2 separate regions of the Mus musculus genome follow, and region 2 is linked to region 1. A link is a loop called in an ENCODE intact Hi-C map of the cell type or tissue named here. Cell type or tissue: gastrocnemius. All regions are shown on one strand. Links, peaks and the distances in the headings refer to the core of each region. The heading gives the core; the rest is flanking DNA.

Region 1 (8,811 bases), core at 483-8,482:
CACAATGCTTTCTATACCTGAGAAACAATTTCACCCTTACCCTTAGATGATGTTACTTCCAGGCCTGTCCCTTTAAATCTATGACCAACCCAGACACAAACTTGATAAATGCCCATTTGCCACAGGCTGGAGAGATGGGTCAGTGGTTAAGAGCACCGGCTGATCTTCCAGAGGAACTAAGTTTGACTCCCAGCACCCACAAGGCAGCTAGCTCATAGCCATCTGTAACTCCAATCCCAGAAGAAAGAGGATCTTCTGGTCTCTGAGGTCACCAGGTATGCATGCAGTGCACACACATGCGCACAGGGAAACTACCCATACATATAAAATAAAATTATAAAAAAGAAAAAAAAATCCAAATGCCCATTAAGTCCCAAAACTGTATGGCTGAATCGAACAGTGAAAAAATACTAAGCGAACTTCTGAATGGTCTGTTCTTCCTCCAATATGCTGCTCCTTTCACACCTGCCGTCTCTGACCCGCTCGCAGTAAAATCAGCACACAATCTTTCCGTTATAGTCACCCAAAGATCAGGATGCCTTCAGGCCAAAGTCCCCTCCCTTTTGTTTTCTTTCTCTACACTAGTTACTTGGGGTGGAATATATAAGTGTTAGGCCCTTTTCTGCCTAATTCCTGGACTGCATGAAGGCCTTAAGAGTTGGGGCTTATCGCTATTGCAATGCTTTTCGCATTCAAGTCTTCCTCCAATTAGTATGCAATCTTAAAATCATCATGAATGAATGACCTGTCAAAGGACAGTAACAAAGACGTCAGAGCGAAGCACACTTGTCCTCCTCACACAGCTCAGTTACATATGGATTCTTTCTAATGAGTTGGGCAGTGTGAGGAGGCGCCTGGATACATTAAGATTTCTTTTCCACTCTATACATCACTAGACTGCAGCCGTAAGCTGCAGACGAGCCTCCTCAATAATTTGAAAGGTTCCCAGGAAAACAACTGCCGCAGAAAGCAGAGACGCAAACCTAACCCCACAGCAGCTCCAGTCCACAGTCCTACATTAAAGGCGAAAGCCCCACAGGATCACCACAACGTGAGGGGACCTGGCATAGCGAGGGCGGAGCTGCCGACAGGAAACCGGGTGAAAGAGCGATGGAGTCCCACAGCCCAGGGAGCAGAAGGATTCTCTCAAGCCCCACCAGCACCCGGGGGAGGGGGCGGTGTCAGCCTCAGATGTTGACTTACGGGAGGTCCGCCCACTTCACACACCCGACTCAAGCTCACCATGTCTGTGTCCGGAGCCTCCTGCAGCCTCACCCCCGCTCCTGAGGTCGAAGGTCTTCTGGCCACGGTGCCTGAGCCCCCAAGACTTTCTCAGCTGACAGGATCGCTGCACTAGTATGGCGCGCCAGTAAGAAAGATGGCGGGCAAAGAACTTCCGCCCCGCCCATCCATGTTCCTGAACTGATAGTTCCCACATCTTATACCTGCTTCCAAGGCTTCTAGCTAGCCTGGGGCCTGTTTCTTCTTGACCACAAGAACTAAATGGCTGGACTCTATTGCTGAAAACAACACACCCTTTGATTGCAGGAAACAGAAAAATCAAGCCAGAACCTTGCAGCAGAGATGAAAGTGTCCTAGCCAGCTGTGAACCCTGTAATCCGCAATATCAATCAGCCGGTTGGTATAAAAGTGGCATGGAAGTTATGGTGGTGACGAACAATTATCTGATTGTATTTGAGGCCCTCCCTCCAGAAGGGAACTCCAAAGCCCTTGGGTGGAAAGGTCATAGGCCCTAACCTATCGTTGTTTTGCTCTATGGACCCGATGTCAAGCTGTCTTATAAATATTAATGTTTATACTGATAGATTAGTGCTGCTGTCAAGAAGATTAGTGCTGGCCAAAGAGGTTTCTCTGTGCAGTGGGTGATGTTTAATACAGAAATTCATAAACAGTCCAAGTCCTGAATATAAGTAACTCTTGAATACTTGCCCCTGTCACCCAATCCAAGGCATGGAGAACATCATAAAAGAAGAAAAGAGAAAATACAAACATTGGAGGATGGGAAGCAATGTTGTGAGTGCTGTGTTCTGGACATGATACAGCTGTTGAGCTTGTGAACTCCAAGCAGCTATAGTTGCCTGCACAATGGGGCCTCCCCAACATCCCGTTGTCAGGCCCCACTGTTCCTGAGGAACTATTTAGAGGTCAATGGCTTGCTGGAGAAGAGTCAGTGTTTTCAGAAGTGTAGCCACTGATAAACTGGCCATGCTTCAGTAAATAACTCTCAGCCACGTTCACTAAGGTAACCATGATTAGCATCCTAAGGTCACAAATGAACAAAGCAGTGACGGCAGGAGGGGAGCTGAGGTGAGAGCAGGTTCTGCAGAAGGGGGTGGGGTAACCAAGTACAACAGCAGGTGGGAAAGATCAAAATACATGTCCACAAGTGTGTATAAAAAGGAAGAAAAGAAGCGCAGAACTCATCAGTATCTGAAGGAGGTATGTTTCAAGACCTGTAGTGGAAGACTAAAATAGTGGCAAGTAGTTAGCCTAACCACTATGGTTTTCCCTATACAGACATGTGAGAAATGTTAATTTGCTAACTAGACACAAGAAGGTATTTACAACAACATATAATGGTGAACTCGAACTATAATCGCAATATATAATGAGTCAGTTTCTGTCTCAATGCCATGGTGCACCACACTCACCTTTCTTCGTGGGCTGATGTGAAGTCACATAGCTGCTATATGATGAGATTATATGAGGTGAATGATGCACTAGCAGAGCTGCATATGTCATGATGTTACTCAGATCTACCCACAATTTAAAGTTACAAATATTTACGTCTAGAAGACTTCATTTAATGTTTTCAAACACCTGTTAAACTGAAACTCCAGAATCTATACCGAAAGTAAGTAGTTTGACCAGAAGATACTAGCCATGCTCAAAGCTCACAAAACTTGGGTAGAGTTGTCTAAAACCCTCTGGGAGATGAAGCAAATACTTTAGTTGTCATGTATTGAGCAACTGTCCTTGTGACTGCCACAGAGCTATCCTGTATGCAGGTGACTCTTTATCTGTGAGGTCTTAAGGGTAACCCTTCTTCCATGGACTTTACTGTTAAAGACTGCAGCAGCCTCACTCCCTCAATTTCCCTGGGCTTTTTCTGCTTTGTGGGGTCTGTGATACCTCTGCTCCTACCATACAATTTTGCCTTGGCTTTAGGAGTGCTGGAGAGATTTCTTGGAATATACAGGGGGGAAAAATCTACTCTTCTTTCTATTCTGTGGACCTGGAGTATTAGAACCGTATACTGAGATTTCTTTCTGTCGTCTCATCAGTAGGCAGAAGGGAAACACTGACTCATTTAAGCACAACAGGGTGAAAAGAGATTTACTGTGGCCTTAGTCAGCCTCAAGGTTATTTAGTACCCTGATCTGCCTCCCCTACATTAAATTCTTCTGTATCAAGGGCACGGCATGTTGATGTATTCCTATAACCTTATCACTTAGGAGGCTGAGGAAGGACTGTTACTTTGTGTCCAGCCTGGGCTACATAATGAGATTTTTTGTCTTAAAATAAAACAAACAAAAATATATCACCATAAACAACATGAACAAAATAACCCATGCTTTTGCAAATACAGGAAGGAAAGCTTTGAAGCTCTGCAAACTGCCTTTCAGGTCATTTTCCCACATCTTTCGTGGATATCACCAGGCTTCCTTCTAGCCCATTCTACAGGTAAGGTGGCTTAGTCATCACTTGCTATTCTCCTCAAAGCATACTTTATTATATTTTAGAATGGTTGGGCAGAGTTCTTTTCTGCAGCGATAGACGATAGACTGTAACCTGGACTTGTGAAGTAAATAAACCATATTTTCAAGTTACTTTTTTTTTTTCCTCTTTGAGACAGGGTCTATGTCCTAACTGGCCTTCAATTCGTCATCATGTCGTATGGGCTGGTGTAGTGGTCATGTGTTAACATGCCCATCTACCTGTACTTTACAGGAGGCGTCTCGCTGAGGAGACAGAAGTACAGGATTCTGCAAGAGATGGGGCTGCCCGCCGGGGTCCTGCCACCTAGAGTGCAGAGAAACCCTGAGTCCCGCAGCACCCAAAGCAATGTAGGACTGAGGATGTAGGACTGAGGCATCTACCCGGGGAACACCCGGCGCCCCTTACATTGCCCCGACGTTCGCCTCGTCTGCTCCCGGGCCCTCTTGTAGTTTCAAGAAGGCTCCAGAGGTCAGCTGTCCCGGAGCCAAAGAGGCTTAACCGTACCCGCTGCCCTCTCAGCTGACCAGACCGTGCCAGGAAGAAAGATGGCGGGTGAGGCATATCCGCTTTCTGCCGGCGTTCCTGATTGGACAGCTGGCCGTAAGGACACTTACCATAGCTGAGCCCAAGGCTTGCTGGGGCCTTAGGAATGATCCTGGTGTTGGCAGCCACACAACACGGACCCTGAACGGATACCTGTGACTCCCTCAGCTGGCAGAACTCTATCACCACAATAGTCTGGCAAGTAAGAGAAGGCCGGTGAGGAACGTCCGCTTCACCAATCGGCGCTTCTGATTGGATAGCTCGTGCTGTGCTCCGTGGTACTAATTGGATAAGCGATCAGACACCCCCCCCCCAACCCCCCCACCCCCCCCCCCCCCACACACACACACATTAGAGCTTGGTGGTAAACTCTTAATTTAATAAGTGGGGCACACATGCCATATTGCAGCCAAAGCTCTCATGGCCCGGGCAGAAATCCACTCTTTTTTCTTTTTTTTTTTCTTTTTTTTTTTTGTTTTTTGTTTTGTTTTGTTTTTCGAGACAGGGTTTCTCTGTATAGCCCTGGCTGTCCTGGAACTCACTTTGTAGACCAGACTGGCCTCGAACTCAGAAATCTGCCTGCCTCTGTCTACCAAGTGCTAGGATTAAAGGTGTGCACCACCACGCCCCGCATCCGCTCATCTTGATAACTGCATTTAAAAAGAATTTAGACTTGGTTTTTCCAAAGAAGAGCTTTCCCACTTCCCCCTGGAAACTAAGTCTGGAGTCTGCTTATTTAAAGTCAGATTTAGTTAGTGTACCATGGACAGAACCTTAGAGAAAGGGTACCTAGGCCTGCCACAGAGATAAAGGGATACCCAGCCAGGGCAGGTCCACTGGTCTAATGTCACCCATGAGAAACTTGAGATGATGTAGTCTGCATGATAGCAAAAGCTTTCCCCTTCCTTTTCACTCAGTCCATACATTTTTCAGCCAAGAAAAGAGAAATATACCAAGAGAATATACCAAGAGAAAACAGTTATGAATATGAAAAGTGCGGTTACATAGTAGCAGTCATAAGGTTCTCTAGGGACACAGGAATCAGTTCGTTTGCTCTGCCAATTAAAGCATTTTTATTCAAATTTTAAAGAAAAAATCCCAGGGAAGCAAAGTTGTAAGTCACTGCATCTGCTGGGATAGGGACCATTGCCTGGGAACAGGCACTGCAAGTTCAGCAACATGGAATAGATATATTTACCCCAAAAGATGGGCCTATCAGTTTTCCTGTCTTTGTTCAAACTGAACATCCCTAAGTTAGAAAGACTCTTCAAAGTTTCCGGATCTCTGCCTTTCTGTGTCCCCACCCCCCACCCCACCCCCACCTTCTTGTACATTTGTTTCTTTACTACTAGGAAGAGCTGTTCTTTAGTTGATTCTGCCTGCAGGGTCTGAGATTTCCCCTGTTGCTACCTGTTGCGCTGAGATTTTTTTTTTTTTTTTTTTTTACTCTTAATTCTTTAAGTGGCAGAGAAAACAAACCCTATCAAGATGGTAACAAACACGTATTTAGTAGGTTATGACCACTATCTGAAATTTTTTTAAAAAAAGTTATATCTGTCTCAGTTCATGGGTCAGAAAGGTGAGCTGACCCATCTGAACCTCAGAGAGGCTGATATGGTCTACACTAGGGAGTAGGAATTCGGTTAGGAAAAACAGCATCTTGTTAAAGGGATAATTTTCTGCATACGTCTTTAGCACAACTTAAGGTGAGCCCACCTTCCTAGGAATGTTCCTAACTTTCAGAGGTATGGTCCCCTGGTCAGGTTATTGACAGGCCCAAGTGAATTAACTTTTATATTTTAGATAGCTTGGAATGTTAGGCCAGAGATTTTATTTCATTGACCAGAGGAACTAGGTTTTTTTTTTTTTTTCCTAGTAGTCCTTTATTGCTGCTGTCCAGTTCTAAACAGTAGCCCTAATATTATTTAGGAAATGGGCTGAAATTGGATGTGTTGAGCATTTAGATCTGTAAAGTCCAAAGCTGTTCACCACAAGAGGTTAATGACATCCGGGTGGGAGTTTTCATTTTCACCCTTACATATACTCTTCAAAGTAGGGGGCTCACTTAGGGGAAGGTAAGAAACCAGATTCCCTTCCAGCATTCCTGACTCAAGACCTAAGGACATCACTGATGCTTTGGAACTAGGAGTTGGATAGCTCCTTGGCTGGCAGACAGACAAGGGAACGAGGCTTTAGATAAATTAATAGATTTTTCACTTAAACATTTAAGGTGAATAAATTCCTGACTGGTCTCCCTCTCCAAGACAAAGACTTTAGTGGACTTTTCTCCACCATCTGTGACCAGAACCTCTCCAGCATCCGGAACCTGAGAGGGTGAGGAGAGTTGAATGCCAAGATTAGCATCTTTGTTTCCTTTCCTCTCTTATTATGTATCCTTGGCTGTCCTGGGAGTTCCTTTGTGGAACAGCTTGCCTCAAACTCAGAGAACCACCTGCCTCTGCTTCCTAAATCCTGGGAATAGATATGCACCACCTTGCCCACCTGTTTGTTTTATCCACTGTGACAATGGTCCAGGATTTGTCTGTTTGATACTACCATTAAAAGTACAACTGGGTAGGTAGTGGTATTCTTTGGGCCTCATGCTCAAGGGAATGTCTTGTCTACATCAAATAGACAGAAGAATTTGATAGCAGTAAGGGCATAGAAGAAGTAAAGAACAGCAGAAAAGTAGAGAGCCAGGTTCACTAGTGGCTCTGAGGGAACCACAGTGGGAAAGAACCTATTATCCCACCCAGACTCACATCATTACCCAGAGATGGGTTCAGGTATTTAGCTTTCAGAGAACATTTGGTTTATCTTCCCTTTCCATATTGCTGTGTTGCTGCTTGCATCTCACAGAGATGGGTTCTAAACTTCAAAACCCTTTCCACGCTGGGGTTTTGTCCTGATGATCAAATTGTAAAACTGGACACAAGCAGTGTTTGAAAATGGCAGGAAAGTGCAATGACATCAAGCCTCCTTTATTCCTGGAACTGGAGTGGGTTCCTGAGGGTGTTCCAGGCAGGTCACAGAGGAGAACTTAGGGAAAAGCTGCCACAGTGCCGGCTGGTATCAGAGCCCTGTCTAAATCGACCATTCTCTCCCTGTAGTCCCAGCAGAGCTAGTAGGTGAAAAAGAGAGGGGGGGGTGTGGAGGTTGGTAAAAAAAATTAGAGCAGAGTGCAAAAGGTGGGATACAGCATTGGGTCCCCTGAGTAACCATGTAAGCATTTTTTTTTTTTTTTGGTTTATCGAGTCAGGGTTTCTCTGTATAGCCCTGGCTGTCCTGGAACTCACTTTGTAGACCAGCCTGGCCTCGAACTCAGAAATCTGCCTGCCTCTGCCTCCCGAGTGCTGGGACTAAAGGCGTGTGCCACCACGCCCGCCGCATAGTTGTTTTTACTAGGACCATCACAGCCAGTCCTAATGGACACCATCGTCTCTGGCCATGTGGCATGTATAAGTCAATGTGTCCTTGAAGCATGAGTCTAAGAGGGGAGGAATCTTGGCCCTGCACATTTCCCAGGTTTGACTGGGATTGTCAATCTGTTCAGTCCTCCCAGTTTAAAGTTACAAACTCTCTAGGGCAGCTATGTCAATCTAAGGTGTGGTGGGCCTAACGGTTTGTGGCCAATTCACATGCTTGTTTGCCTTGACTAGATATCCTGTTGTACAGGAGAGAGTTTTCAGTCCTCTTCGCTGCCAAACACCATAAACCCCTGGACACAAGAGGATGACTTAAAGGCTCTTGTGGAAACTTGATAACTATTTTCAAGTGTTCAAGAAAGGAAGGAATACATGCTATAATGGATGCTGTTACTAAGGAAGAAATCTGAAGGCATTCTTATTTGACCTAGCTGGTTGTTATGTTTGCAATTCTGATTTTATAGAGTGTACTCACAGTAATTTCTAGGTTCTTGTCTCCAAGCAATGATTTGGACTGAGACCCCTGGATAATACAGAAGACAGTTTATTCAAGTAGAAATGCAAATGAAGTTGGAAATGTGCCAGTGAGACCTAGGTCCAAGTTCCAAGAGATTGAGTTGGAGACAATCCTTTTATGAATCTCCTACATATGCATTTGGTACACAGGCAGTTTTATTGCATATAGCTAGCAGCCAGAAAGATTACCAGATTCTTGTCTTAATCTTAAAAACTAGATTTGTGTGTTTTTGCCTGCATGTATGCAAATATACCACATATGTGCCTAGCGCTCAAGTGGGTGCTGGACCTGAACTTCAATCCTCTGCAAGAACAGTGCTCTTAGCCACTGAATCTTCTCTCCAGCTCTCTCATGATAATCTTGATGCTTCTGAAATCTCTCCCTACACCCTATCCTTTTACTTCAAATAAGTCACTATAACTGATGCTGTCTCTTCCTAGACTCCTATTTTCCTGGTTAGACCTACAGAGGAAATTCAAAAAATAGTACAACCATACTGAGAAGTGTATTAATACTCTTAACTGGGACAAGGCTGATCATGGATTTCTAGCAATCTTTGTTGGGAGTTTTTCTTGTTAAAATGCT
Region 2 (8,811 bases), core at 499-8,498, 56 kb after region 1:
CCCTTTCATTTCTTTTCTTTTTTTTTTTTTTTTTTTTTTTTTTTTTTGGTTTTTCGAGACAGGGTTTCTCTGTGTATCCCTGGCTGTCCTGAAACTCACTTTGTAGACCAGGCTGGCCTCAAACTCAGAAATTCGCCTGCCCCTGCCTCCCAAGTGCTGGGATTAAAGGCGTGCGCCACCACGCCCTGCTCCCCTTTCATTTCTTATTTCTCTAATTTGTATATTCTATCTCTGTCTTTTAATAAGTCTGCATATGTGTTTGTCTGTCTTGCTGATTTTCTCAAAGAACCAACTCTTTGTTTCATTGAACCTTTATTGTTCTCTTTGTTTCTATTTTATTGATTTTATGCCTGAGTTGATTATTTCTTGCATTCTACTCTTGATGTGATTAATTCTTTTTGTTCTAGAGATTTCATGTGGATTAAGTTGATAGTATAAGTTCTCTCCAGTTATCATTTAAAAAAAAAATGTGGGCACTTGATGCTATGCTATGAACTTGCCTCTTATAAGTGTTTTCATTATGTCCCATAAGTTTGGGTATGCTGTTCATTCGTTTTCATTGAATTCTACAAAGTCTTTAATTTCTTTCCTTATTTCTGTCTTGACCCATTCTCTTTTAGTAGAGAGTTGTTCAGTTTCCATTAGTTTGTGAGCTTTCTGTTGTTTTGTCGTTGTTGATATCCAGCTTTAATTTGTGGTCTGAAGAAAAGCATGGAGTTATCTCAGTTTTCTTGTATTCGTTGAGACTTGCCTTGTGTCCAAGTATTCAGTTTTGGAGAAAGTTTCATGAGATGCAGAGAAGATGATTTATTCTTCTGTGTTAAGATGAAAATTTCTGTAAATATCTGTTAGGTCCATTTGCTTTATAAGATCTTTTAGTTCCAGTATTTTTCTATTCATTTTTTGCCTGGATAACCTGTCTATTGGAGAGATTGGGTATTTGAAGTCTCTCACTATCAGTGTGTGAGGGACAATATGTGTGTTAAACTGTACTAGAATTTCTTTTACAAACTTTGGTATCCTTGTGTTTGGTACATAGATTTTAAGAATTGAAATGTCATCTTTGTGGATTTTTTTCTTCCAGTAGTATGAAGTATCCTTCTCTATCTCTTTTGATTACTTTAGGTTTGAAGTCTATTTTATTTGAAACTAAAATGGCTCCGCCAGCTTGCTTGTTAGGTTCATTTGCTTGGAAAATCTTTTTCTACCCCTTTACCCTGAGGTGATGTCAATTCTTGATCTTGAGGAGTTGTTCTTATATACAGCAGATGGTGGATCCTGGTTTTGCATCCATTTCGTTAGTCTGTCTCTTTTTATTGGGGGATTGAAACACTTAATATTTAGAGATATCAATGACCCATTGTTGATTCTTGTTATTTTGGTTGTGATAGTGGAGAAGAAGAGACAGAAACAGAGACATACAGACAGAGACTGTGTGTGTTTCCCTTTTTTTGATTTTGCAGGTCTGAGGTTATTTTATTCTCTGTGTTTTCATAGGTAAGTTAATCTTTATAGGTTGGAATTTTTCTTCTATCCAGGTCCTTCAGGTTTTTGGAGTCTCCATTGAGAAGTCAGGTATAATTCTAATATATATACCTTTATATTATAATTGGTCTTTTTCCCTTGCAACTTTTATTTTATTTTATTAGATATTTTCTTCATTTTCATTTCAAATGCTATCCCGAAAGTCCCCTATACCCTCACCACCACCACCCTGCTCCCCAACCCACCCACGCACGCTTCCTGGCCCTGGCATTCCCCTGTACTGGGGCATATAATTTTTGCAAGAACAAGGGCCTCTCCTCCCAATGATGGCCAACTAGTCCATCTTCTGCTACATATGCAGCTAGAGACACGAGCTCTGGGGGTACTGGTTAGTTCATATTGTTGATCCTCCTATAGGGTTGCAGACCCCTTCAGCTCCTTGGGTACTTTCTCTAGCTCCTCCATTGGGGGCCCTGTGTTCCATCCAATAGATGACTGTGAGCATCCACTTCTGTATTTGCCAGGCACTGGCATAGCCTCACACGAGACAGCTATATCAGGGTCCTTGCAACTTTTAATATTCTTTTTGTTGTTGTTCTGTATGTTTAGTGTTTTGATTATTATGTGGTGAGGAGACTTTCTTTTCTGGTCTAGTCTGTTTGGTGTTCTCTATGTTTATGGGCATGTCCTTTATATTAGGAAAATTTTTCTTTGATGGTCTTGTTGAAAATATTTTCTGGGCCTGTGAGGTGGGATCCTTCGTCTTCCTCTATTTTTATTATTCTTAGGTTTGATTTTTTTAATAGCCGTCCTAGATTTTCTGAATGTTTTGTATCAGGACGTTTTTAGATTTAGCATTTTCTTTGTCTAATGTATTCATTTTTTATTGTATCTTTAATACTTGACATCCTCTTGTATTCTGGTAGTGAAGTTTGCCTCTGTAGTGCATGTTTGAATTCATTATTTTTTTTAATTTCTAGAATTCCCTCAGTTTGTGTTTTCTTTACTGCTTTTATGTTCATTTTCAGGTCTTGAACAGTTAAATTTATTTATTTCCACGATTTGTGTGTGTTTTCTTGGCCATCTTTAGAGAATTTATTTATTTTCATCCCAAGAACATCTATCATCTTCATACAGTCAGTTTTATGGTCTTTTCATTGTGCTTCAGCTATGTCGGATTGAATATTCAGGGCCTGCTGTGGTTAGGATAGTTGGACTTTAGTGGAGACATGTTGTAGCCTCACTGTTATTGGTGGTGTTTTTATGATTAAGTGTAGGCATCTGATTTTGGATGAATTACAGATCCAGGTGCTGACTTCTGGATTTCTTTGTTGGATTTCTTTTGTTGGATTTCTTTTGTTGGATTTCTTTTGTTGGATTTCTTTTGTTGGATTTCTTTGTTGGATGGGTATTTCTCTCTTGGTTTCTAGTTCCCCTCCAGATTTTCTGAGTCTGGTGGGGGGAAGGGGACCTCATAAAATTGCAAAGCTTCTGTAAGGCAAAAGACACTGTCAATAAGACAAAAAGGTAACCAACAGAATGGGAAAAGATCTTTACCAATCCTAAATCTGATAGGGGGCTAATGTCCAATATATGTAAAGAGCTCAAGAAGTTGGACTCCAGAAAATCAAATAACTCTATTAAAAATTGAGGTACAGAGCTAAACAAAGAATTCTCACCTGAGGAATACCGAATGGCTGAGAAGCACCTAAATGAAGGTGTTGAAAGAGGTTGCCACCACCACCACCACCACCACAGGAAGCAATAGAAGGCATCCTCTGTGAGTTCCCAGACTTCCTAGTTGTCTCTACCTCAGCACTACAGAAGGGCTGTTTGTCACTGTGATGTTGACGGTTGTGATGTATGTGTATATTTGTAGATGTAGACATCCCTCTGGATTTTGAGCCAAGGAAATTTTTTGTCTGAATTGAAGAGTTACTCTATATATGTCTTGAATTCTATGTTGAATATTACTGCTATGTAACTTCGTGTTTCTGTAATTCAATAATTGTATTCATTGGTTGTTGCTCTAATTTTATTGATTAAAAAAATGGATTGGTTGAGTAGCAGTGCATAGTGGCCCACACCTTTAAATTCCAGCATTCTGGAAGCAAAGGCAGTTGGATTACTGTAAATCCGCGACAAGCCTGGTGTATATGGTGAGTACTTAGACAGCCACAGCTACATAGCAGAGATTCTGCCTCAAAACAACAATAAAAACAAGCAAACAAAATCAATAAATTGAAACATAACGTGTGAGAGAGCTTTACAACACTTTTACCTCATTCCAAAGTCATGAGTTTGCATAGTAGGATCTCCTGGTTCCTGTCTCTGGACAGATCTTTGATTCTGTGGGTCTTCCCATTAAGAACTTGAATCAAAAATGTGCAGGGCAAACTTGGACACTGTAATCAAAGCAGTAGAGGGCCCCAGAGTTCACAAGAACAAAGTGCATAAAGTAGCCTGTTCCCCTTAAAGGCAAAGTTATAAAACAGGTCGGAACCGGCTTAGTCCACTTAAAAAACAAAAGGAAAACAAACAAACAAACAAACAAAAAAACTGGCGTACAAAAGAATCCGCTATTCTAACTGCACTGGGAAAGAGGAATGTTATTAATTAAGGCATTTAAGCTCAAGGCTGTCACTATCTTTCCTCAATCAGGGATGCTGTTACTGCTATTCATGAACTGTCCAATGACGAACCGGTACATTCGGAAGGTCCCGCCCTTGCCGCCATGTTTGAGTCCTGTGTTGTTGAGAAGGTCTGTGGTGGTGTTGGGGCTGGACTATATCTCCTGTATTTAGGCCTATTAGGAAGAACACCTGGATGCATATGAAAGAGGAAATGGTGAGTATGCCTTGGGCTCCTGGAGTCGTAAGTGAAAGCTTTGTGACACTGCAGTCTGTGGCGCTGTTGCCTGCCGTTCCCTTGGTGCTGTGCAGCCTAGTGTGCCTTGGAGCGGGACACTGGAATTGTGCGCAGAGCAGGCGACCGGGCACCGGAGCCCGCTCTGTTCTGTCCTAGGGAAGCTACTTCGTTCCAGGCCCCTATCTTCATGGGGTTAGTCCTCACCTGGAACCTGCGCCTCCGCAGACACTGCAGCACTGCAGGTTGGTGACGCGGAGTCCAGACTGTGGTGTAAGGGGACTTGGGTGGTGTGAGCAGTTGCTCGTATGCCTTATAGGCATATCTCTGCTGCTTTCGATTCTTTTCTCTCATCGCCTTTGTAAATTATATTCTTCACAGTACTGCAGTTGAACACTAGGCCGGGAGAACTTATTAATCTCTCTCTCTCTCTCTCTCTCTCTCTCTCTCTCTCTCTCTCTCTCTCTCTCTCTCTCTGTGTGTGTGTGTGTGTGTGTGTGTGTGTGTGTGTGTGTGTGTGTGTGTGTGTGTGCGCGCGCGCGCTGCCCTTTAAAGATGAGATTAAAGAGTATTTAATTGTGCCGTCTGTGAGTAGGCCAAATTTTTCAATCTTAGAGAAAGTAGAGAAGTACAATGATGGGTTTTTTCCCCCTGACCATTTCTGAAGCCAAAATTCGGGTTTTTAAAAAGCTTTCCTAGACTTCGTTTTTGTGAGCCCTGTAAAGTAGATCAGGTGCTTGCCAATCTACATCGTTTGCTTGTGTGCTGGAGGCCGGTTCTCCAAATAGAAGAAATTGTGACTAAGAGTATTTGATCAGTATTTACCAGATGACATTCTTTTAGGGGTGTGGGGGAGTTGGTATTTTCAGTAGAATATTCATTTGAACAGTATTATTTCTGCCACTTCGTGGACTTGAGTATTCTATTTCTTTACTATTTGAAGTTGTCATCGCTGAAGTCTTTTTACCCTTTTACTGGGCTTTATTTCTAATTCTTTTCCCGTTACCATGAATGGTATTTTGTTTCTGATTTTCCCTTCCACTCTAGTCTTTATTGGAGTAGAGAAATGACATTGCTTACTGTATATTGATTTTATATCCTGCTATGCATAAAAAGTATTAAATAATACAAAGAAAATGACTACTTTTTAAAATTCTCTCTGTATTGTATTCATGCTCAAATTGATGGGAACGTTAGCAGGTACTAGGTAATTTTAGCTAATTATAAGTAAAATAACAATTTTAGCTAATTATAGGTAAAATAATGAGCAGTTACATACTAAAATGAGAAGGACCTTGGAGAGGGTAACATTGTTATGAAACATGGTTATAGTTATACTATTATTTGAAAATAAATTTAAATTACTTGTACAATGAATTTTTTTAAAGTCTTGGGACACAGTATTTAGAAAAGAGCATTTTTGATTTTCTAATAGAATTCAAAGAGAAAATAATACCAAAGTAAAATGAAAGTGTAGGATCTCAAGAGTCGGATGACTCAATTGTCAAGAATGCTTACCACTTTTGCAAGGGAACCTGGATTCTGTTCCCAGAGCCAGGTTGGGCAGCTCACAAACACTTGTAAATCCAACTCCTGACATTCTTCTCTGGCCTCTAGAGCCTGCACACAAATTGTAAACACACAACCATACACAGACACACATATTTTTTATGTGTATAAAAAATAAATTAAAAAAAAGGAAATCAAGCAAAATATAGTTATATAGTTTATTGCAATAAGAGTTACACATTAAAGACATACAAATGTTTGTTAACAATTGTCCATTCGAATGTCAGGTGTGTGTGTGTGTGTGTGAGTGTGTGTGCAAGCAAGTGCGCATGTGCCTGTGCCCATGTGAGGATGCATGCTCAAGCACACCACGTACAAGGGGGTGATTAGAGTAGAAGACCTAACTGTCTTCCTTATATGGGAAAAATAATCACATATAAGAGAAGGAGTTTAGAAATGGTGTTGAGGGGATTAAAAATATGAGCCATTGCTGATCATAGTGAAATCCTGAAATTCCAGCAGTTGCCTCTCAGTTAATGGTGGGGCTTTGGAAGCCACTCCCAAGTCCATTGCTGGAGTTATTTTACTGGCATGATTTCATGCAGTATTTGTGTGGGTAACCACAAGCTATTGTTAACTCGTGTATGCAGCAGCCGTGCCATGCACTGAACACAGCATTTCACGGTACTGCTCATATCCTCCAGTCATTATATTTTCAATTCAGGAGTGGGGTGTTGCTGGGAATAGACCTGACCGTGTTTTTGTTTGGAGGAATGTAGATTTGGGGACTTGGGATTTGCAAAGTCATGGAATGCTTTAAGTGGGACTTAATGGGCCATCCTAGCAGGAATATGGAAGACATTGGGCTGAGGGTGATTCAATCTCTGGAGTTCGTTCTTATGATGTTTTAGTGAAGAGTGTTGCTGCCTTTTATCCTTGCTTAAAGAGTCTGCTGATTTATACTAATTGCATTGACAAAGGAAGTCTCAGAAAAGCTCAGCATAGACTTTGCCCTCTGGTGTACTCTCATGGAGAGTATTTTAATCAAGATTAGCCACCTTAGGAAGGAAAAATACAAAATGTTTGGTTTAAGTAATAAAAGGGACCAGGAAGTACAATTGAGCTAAATCCTGTATTTGAGGAGATAAACAGATTAAGGGAGTGCTTACTTTAGAACAAGATCCTACCTGCTGAGGAAAGCTGCTAATAGGGAGTGGAACCAGCCCCAAATAGTGAATTTTGTTGTTGCTGAATGCCAGATCTGTCAACAACTATCAACAAGGATTAAAGAAGTTAGAGATATGAAGAGTGCTTTGACATTGGACATGGAGTTTGGAGTTTGGCCAGCTGGTATTTTCTTGCTTTGGTCCAGTATTTCCTTGCTATGATGTTTTGCAATAATTATGTATATCCTGTGCCATAATATGTTGGAAGTATACAATCTGTGTTTTGATTTTGATTTTATAGGAGATTACAGTTAAGAGATTACATGAATCTCAAAAGAGACTTTGAATTTTGAACTTTCAACACTGATGTGACTGAGGGCTAAATAACTTTAAAAGTTCCACAGTCTTTGCAAATTCTTACTGTACTGGCTAGTTTTGTGTCAACTTGACACAGCTGGAGTTATCACAGAGAAAGGAGCTTCAGTTGAGGAAAGGCCTCCATGAGATCCAACTGTAAGGCATTTTCTCAATTAGTGATCAAGGGGGAAATGCCCCTTGTGGGTGGGACCATCTCTGGGCTGGCAGTCTTGGGTTCTATAAGAGAGCAGGCTGAGCAAGCCAGGGGAAAGCAAGCCAGTAAAGAACATCCCTCCATGGCCTCTGCATCAGCTCCTGCTTCTGGACCTGCTTGAGTTCCAGTCCTGACTTCCTTGGTGATGAACAGCAATATGGAAGTGTAAGCCGAATAAACCCTTCCCTCCCCAACTTGTTTCTTGGTCATGATGTTTGTGCAGGAATAGAAACCCTGACTAAGACAAATTGGTACCAGCATAGTGGAGTATTCCTGTGACAACCTGACCATGTTTGGGGGAGGGCTGTAGAAGGACTTTGGATCTTTGGGCCAGAATATCCATTTGGTGTCAAGAGCTTTGTGGGATGTTGTGTAGGAACTTGGAAGATAATGTTGAGAACAGTGCAGAAGATGGAGGCCTGGCTTGTGAAATTTCAGAGGGAAGATTACAGACTCTTATCAGGGCCGTTGCTATTTTGATTGGAAGATTCTGTGGTTCTGGTTAGCTGGGGCTGAAGAATCAGCTGTGATTAACAAGATACCAGAACTACTAAAGCAAAACTTTGCATTACTGGGACTATTGATGCTGGTTAGCTGGAGCTAAGAAATTAGCGGTGATTAAGAAGACACCAGAATCATTGAGGTGACATCTTCTGGGAAGTGTTTTCTGAAAGCACAGAGGCTGTGTTCGAGAGCTAGCCAAGGTTGTACCTTGTGCTGTGACTGGACTTGGTAATGTGTAAGAGTTACCCAGGTGGTACTGGTTTTGAAGGCATGAAGGGGTCACGCTGAGGCTCGGCACTGTGAGAGGCCATGGAAGGCCATTGGTGAGGTGCAGCCTCAGTTGCAATTGGTGGCCCAGGACTGAAGGGGTCATGCAAAGGAGTTGGGGTTTGGCACCATGAAGAGAGCCTATGAAAGGCTATTGGTGAAGCCTAGTTACAGTGGAAGACAGCAGCATTTTGGAGATGCCAGTACCATGAGATGACCACAAAGAACAGAAGCAGCAGTGTAGTACAGGCAGCTGGAGCCTAGAAGACAAGGTGTGTGCTACAAAGGGCATGGCTGGAGAAGTGACCCAAGCCCTTGGAGGAGCCCAGAAGATTGTGAGTTGGATCCCAGACATTGGACAGTTGGAGTTTAATTTTTGCTTTTGATTATAACTGTGCCCTGACATTTTTTCCTCTTGAAGGAAGAAAATATTTTAGTGGATCC

What was found. Peaks named below come from ENCODE experiments on the same cell type or tissue, not always from the same donor. Only the 100,000 strongest peaks of a DNase experiment are listed, where the experiment ranks them.
Region 2: it touches region 1 in a loop (2.3-fold over the local background); 5 of 42 quality-filtered maps call a loop at or near these places.

What each region holds. Positions count from the first base shown.
Region 1 is chr17:33,085,024-33,093,834 of GRCm38, reverse strand. It overlaps Zfp563 (zinc finger protein 563), which reads right to left and starts at 4,468. Exons shown (of 4, transcript NM_001024950.2): 1 at 4,356-4,468. The coding sequence starts at 4,358. In gastrocnemius, for the core only: no CTCF peak of the experiment used is centred there; DNase peaks (open chromatin) are centred at 1,277 and 4,339; H3K4me3 peaks cover 2,869 bases; H3K27ac peaks cover 3,048 bases.
Region 2 is chr17:33,028,803-33,037,613 of GRCm38, reverse strand. Zfp763 (zinc finger protein 763) reads left to right here and starts at 4,233. Exons shown (of 4, transcript NM_028543.3): 1 at 4,233-4,332. The coding sequence starts at 4,312. In gastrocnemius, for the core only: a CTCF peak has its summit at 4,413; DNase peaks (open chromatin) are centred at 4,223 and 4,455; H3K4me3 peaks cover 1,554 bases; H3K27ac peaks cover 884 bases.